Linked DNA regions of Homo sapiens: region 2 is linked to region 1. Evidence: read pairs that join two places in POLR2A ChIA-PET (ENCODE). Cell type or tissue: A673. All regions are shown on one strand. Links, peaks and the distances in the headings refer to the core of each region. The heading gives the core; the rest is flanking DNA. Region 1 overlaps BTBD1 (BTB domain containing 1). Region 2 overlaps C15orf40 (chromosome 15 open reading frame 40).

Region 1 (2,918 bases), core at 252-2,751:
GCAGTGGTTGGAGTAAAATAGGCAGCAAGGTGATAGATGAAGAGGCTTTTGCAGTAGTCCAGGCAAGAGGCGATGGTGAATTGTACCTTGTACCAGGGAGGTAGCAAAGGACATGATGAGACATGGTCAAATTCTGGATATATTTTTGAAGGTACAACCAAGAGGACTTCCAAGACATCCAAGTAGTGTCATAGAGTAGACAGAAATATGAATTTGGAGGTGAGGGAACAGCTTGCTGAACATAAATTTGCAAGTTAAGAGTGAATGGTATTTAAATCGAGAGATCAAGTGAGATTACCTAGGAAGGCATGTAGACTGTGAAGAGAGGTACAAGGATGAGCTCTGGAATCTTCAAATATGTAGAGATGTAGCAGAGAAAAAGCATAAAATGAAACTGAGAAGCAGCTGTCAGTGGAATTAGAAGAGAAAGAAGGAGCATTATATTCTGAAAGTCAAGTCAAAACATTTCAAGAAAGAAGAAGTGGGAAATGTCAACTATGGAAAGTGGAAAGTGGTCAGTTATGCTCAATGCTATTGAGAGTCAGGTATAATGAAGACTTTGAGTTGATTTTTAATCTTGACAAGGTGGAAGCTATCGATAACCCTGCCAAGAGTGATTTCAGCTGATTAGAGTAGGTTAGGCAGAAAATGGGAAGTGAGGAGCTGGAGACAGTATAAACAGTCCTCTCAGGAGTTTTGTTGCAAAGGGGAACAGAGAATGACGTGATGGCTGGAAGGGGCACGAGGTAAGTGTTCTTCAGTATTCAGTCCTCAGCTCTCATCCTTTCTCCCATCAACCAAAGTGAGAGCTTTACGCACTCATTCCCCCACATGTGTCTCCAAAGCTCTACTTAGCTCCAGACCCTCATTTCCAACTGGACCATCGTGAAGTAATGTTTTATACCCATGCAGATGGACATGTTATTAATGAAAATATCTGACATTTAATGAGTACTTTTACTGTGTGCCATAGATTGTTCCTAAGCCCCTTTGTGATCTCACTTAAATTTCAGGAAAATCCTTTGAGACAGGCATACTTCTTATCCCCCTGCAATAGCTTTTGCCATATTAATGCTATAAATAAAGCAACCCCCAAAAAGCAATAATTTATTCTTGCTTATGATTCTGTAGGTCAGCTAGGAAATGACTTCATGGGCCTAGCTCCAAATTGTAGTTTCGTTTCACTCCATTCTACACATTTCTTGTCCATTTTAGACCATTCCTGAAAATTTTACCTGCCTCTCCATTTTTTTCTGCATTGCTTCAACCAAACTACTGCGTTTAGACTTAACTCTCTCCATTCATCCTGTTAACAGTGATCTCTCCAATATTGGTATATGGTCATATAATTCCCCTGAATCTTTTAATGACTTCTTTTTACCTACAGGATGTTTAAACACTTTAGCAGGTACATGAAACCTTTGTGATTTGATCTCTCTTTCTTCATCTCCTCTCCATCCACTCAGTGTTTCAACCCTAATTACTAATGGCCTTTTTCTTGTTTTAGTGCCTGCTTCTAAGGCCTCCTTACCTTTGTACTCCTCAGTCTTTCTGCCAGGGCTCCACACTTAATTACTACTCTTCAGATAATCTTCAGGCTTTACTTCCTCTGTAAAAATTCCACCCACAGGCAAAATTGCACACTGGCTCATCTAATTAATCTCTCACAGCATGTTTTGGTTATCTGTTGCTGTGGAACAAATCACTGGAATGCGTAGTGACTTAAACAACTTTTATTATCTTTTACAGTTGTGTGGGTTGACTGGAATCACTTAGGTGGTTTGTCGTCTATGTAGCTGTAGTCAGATAGCAGGTGGGGTTGGACTCATCTGGAGGTTTAACTCACAGTCTGGGATGGCTGAGCCTTAAGTCTCAGGTCCTCTTCAAGAGGCTTCTTCAGCTGGTCTCTCCAGCAGGGTAGCTTGACTTCGTGGCTCATGACTCCGAGGAACACAAAAGCAGGAGCTGCCAGGCATCCTTAAGGTGTAGGTCTCAGACTGGTGCAATGTCACTCTGCCACAATCTGTTGGTTCAAGGGGCTCACACAGGGACAACCCAGATTCATCATGGGACAGATCTATGTAAGGACATGAACACAAGAAAGTATGATTTCTTGGGGCCATCATTAGAGATTAGTTATTAGATATGAGTGCCTAATATATACTTCTGTTATTAGGACATTACTTTTTAATCATTTCAGTACCAGACTATAGTTGCGTGCTGCATAATGGCATTTTGGTGAACAGTGGACTGCAAATAAGATGGTGGACCCATAAGATTATAATACGGTATTTTTACTGTGCATTTTCCATGTTTAGATACACAATACTCACCATTGTTTTAAAGTTGCCTATAGTATTCAGTACAGTAACATCCTGTACTGGTTTGTAGCCCTGAAGCAATAGTCTATACCACATAGCTTAGGTGCGTAGTAGGCTATACCATTGAGATTTATGTGAGTGCAGTCTATGATGTTTGCATGATGATGAAATTGCCGAACAATGCCTTTCTTAGAATGTATCTCCATCTTTAAGTAATGCATGACTGACTGTGTAAGGTTTTTATGGGCAAAGCTATCTTACCCATATTTTTATCTCTAGCACTATTACAGTGCCTGCTATATAGTCCCTCAATAAATGTTTTTGAGTAAAATGAACAGATAAGTAGTGATACAAAGTTTCTTACACATATCTTGTGATCATTCTTATATAAAATCAAGTATTCACCTTAGGCTTTTAAAATTTACTTTATTTTATTTTATTTTATTTTTTGAGATAGAGTTTCACTCTGTCGCCCAGGCTGGAGTACAGTGGCGCGATCTTGGCTTACCCAATCTCCGCTTGCTGGGTTCAAGCAATTCTCCTGGCTTAGCCTCCCGAATAGCTGGGATTACAGGTGTGTGCCACCACGCCTGGCTA
Region 2 (2,918 bases), core at 183-2,682, 59 kb after region 1:
ATTGCTGATGGTAGCTGGGCTTGGTGGCTCACGCCTGTAATCCCAGCGCTTTGGAAGGTTGAGGCAGGAGGAACACTTGAGCCCAGGAGTTTGAGACCAGCCTGGGCAACGAAGTGAGACCCTGTATCTGTCTCTGTCTCTTTCTTTATAGATAGATAGATATACATAGATAGATTTTATACATAGATATATATATTTATATGTAAGATTATATATAAGACCTCATATATAAGAAGTCCAGGCCGGGTGTGGTGGCTCATGCCTGTAATCCCAGCACTTTGGGAGGTCGAGGCGGGTGGATCACCTGAGGTTAGGAGTTTGAGACCAGCCCGGCCAACATAGTAAAACCCCATCTCTACTAAAAATATAAAAACTAGCCAGGCATGGTGGTGGGTGCCTGTAATCTCAGCTACTCGGGAGGCTGAGGCAGGAGAATTGCTTGAACCCAGGAGACGGAAGTTGCAGTGAGCCCACACGGTGCCACTGCACTCCAGCCTCGGCGACAAGAGTGAGACTCCGTCTCAAAAAGAAAGAAAAAATCCCAGACAGTGAAAGAGAAGCTACTCGTCTAGTACAACTCTTAACTTGTACCAAATAGGTATCAAGGGCAAGAAAAGGTGGCTTATGTGAGATCACAGTGCACATTAATGGCAGAGCTTGGTTTAAGCCCAGCTGCTTTGTCTTCTAAACTGTGCCATATACTGCCTGCAAATGTGCTTCTGTTTTACATGGTCTTAAGAGCTTTTCCCACTCTTTCTCAAGACCATTGCCATGTGTGCTGTAAAGCCGTTTTACTTGTGGATTTTACATGGATCACTGTTAGAATGTCATAAAATGATATCATAAAAGATCAACTTTCCTGGCCGGGCATGGTAGCTCACACCTGTAATCCCAGCACTTTGGGAGGCCAAGGCAGGTGGATCACCTGAGGTCGGGAATTCGAGACCAGCCTGACCAACATGGAGAAACCCCATCTCTACTAAAAATACAAAAAATTAGCTGGGCGTGGTGGCACATGCCTGTAATTGCAGCTACTCGGGAGGCTGAGGTAGGAGAATCGCTTGAACCCGGGAGTTGGAGGTTGCGGTGAGCTGAGATCGTGCCATTGCACTCTAGCCTGGGCAAAAGGAGCGAAACTCCATCTCAAAAAAAAAAAAAAAAAAAAAGGATCAACTTTTGGTCAGGCGTGTTGGCTTACGCCTGTAATTCCAGCGCTTTGGGAGGCCGAGGCAGGCAGATCACGAGGTCAGGAGTTCAAGATCACCCTGGCCAACATGGTGAAACCCCGTCTCTACTAAAAATACAAAAGTTACCTGGGCATAGTGGCAGATGCTTGTAATCCCAGCTACTCGGGAGGCTGAGGCAGGAGAATTGCTTGTGAACCGGGACCCTGGAGGCAGAGGTTGCAGTGAGCCAAGATCGCACAACTGCGAACTGCGCTCCAGCGTGGGCTGCAGAGGCAGACTCCGTCTCAAGAAAAAAAAAAATCAGCTTTCTTTCCTTCCCCTGAATCTTCTGCAGTGCCAGTTTCATCCTCAGGCCCACTTGTTTCATGTAGACAAAAGGCCAACCAGGTTTCATATTCACGTATCAACCCCTGCAGTAGGAGAAAAGGCCACTCCTAGGAGCTCTGGTATTTTCCAGAAGCTTTCAGTCAGCCTTCCCTTGTATCAGCCCAAATCAAGTCACATGAAATTTCTAAGCCAGCCCCTGTGATCAGGGAATGCCATTCTATAACACAAGTTCCCTAAAGCAGTAACTATAGAAGAAAGAATTACCCTAATTGTTTCAGGCCAATTAAGGCCCATCCTAGAGGTGGAAATGGGGTCAGCATACTCAGAAGCAAAGAAGTAGAGAGAGTTGGATACCTGAATAAAATTGGGAAAAGTTACAAAGAGAGGAATGGATGCTGGAGAGGAACCACCAGTTTCTACTACGATAACCTATTTACTTCATTTTAAACGGTGATATTTTAAACGTGGGAACATTTTGCCTAGTGAGTTTTTTTCTTTGAGAAACGTAGCAGTATCTTGTAACAAAGAAGATATGGGGACACTCTGTCATCAAAAACTACTTTGGGGCCGGGCATGGTGGCTCACACCTGTAATCCCAGCACTTTGGGAGGCCAAGGTGGGTGGATCACCTGAGGTCAGGAGTTCAAGACCAGCCTGGCCACCATGGTGAAACCCCACCTCTACTAAAAATTACAAAAATTAGCTGGGCGTGGTGGTACATGACTGTAATCTCAGCTACTTGGGAGGCTGAAGCAGGAGAATTGCTTGAACCCGGGAATCAGAAGCTGCAGTGAGCCGGGATCACACCACTGCACTCCAGCCTGGGTGACAGAGCAAGGCTCTGTCTCAATAACAACAACAAAAAAACAGAAACAAACAAAACAAAACAAACTACTGTTGGAGGTAGGAACTGGCCCAGGGGCTGTATTCCCAGAACACGATTCCCTTTTCCCCACTGCAAACAAGATAGTCTACAGCAGCCTCACAACTTAATTGTCTCACACAGGACTATTCCTACTGTTAAGAGATCACAGCTAAGGCTTGGGCACCTTGACCTGCTGTAGAAGCTCAGTTAATGTACTTTTCATCATCTGGGCCCTGGTATTCCCCTGTAAATACTGAAGTAGACCCAGTGACCTAGTGCCCAAGACACAAAATATTCAGCCTCCGTAACATTTGTCTAATGACATGGTTCTAGCTTTGCTCACTCCCATTAATTTCAAGTGAGTACTGGCTAGGCAGTCTATAGTGACTTGATTACACTGTCTTTCTTGTCCTGTGCTGTCCTGAGAATCCTGGATTTGAAGCAGCCTATGAATAAGGTTTGAAAAATATTTATCCAACTATGCCGACATATGATGTTCTAGCACTGCATCTGTCATCTATCACCCGCACCTTAATAAA

What was found. Peaks named below come from ENCODE experiments on the same cell type or tissue, not always from the same donor. Only the 100,000 strongest peaks of a DNase experiment are listed, where the experiment ranks them.
Region 2: POLR2A ChIA-PET joins it to region 1 with 10 read pairs; 22 of 35 experiments call an interaction of 5 or more read pairs at or near these places.

Annotation. Positions count from the first base shown.
Region 1 is chr15:83,060,646-83,063,563 of GRCh38, reverse strand. The region is part of intron 1 of BTBD1 (BTB domain containing 1); the gene reads left to right. It overlaps LOC124903542 (a long non-coding RNA gene), which reads right to left. Exons shown (of 2, transcript XR_007064742.1): 2 at 1,719-2,077. Among named protein-coding and RNA genes, the nearest start is that of BTBD1, 5.1 kb to the left of the region's middle. In A673, for the core only: no CTCF peak of the experiment used is centred there; a DNase peak (open chromatin) is centred at 1,643; H3K4me3 peaks cover 1,124 bases; H3K27ac peaks cover 1,426 bases.
Region 2 is chr15:83,001,370-83,004,287 of GRCh38, reverse strand. It overlaps C15orf40 (chromosome 15 open reading frame 40), which reads left to right. Exons shown (of 4, transcript NM_144597.3): 4 at 1-2,918. Among named protein-coding and RNA genes, the nearest start is that of C15orf40, 8.8 kb to the left of the region's middle. In A673, for the core only: no CTCF peak of the experiment used is centred there; no DNase peak of the experiment used is centred there.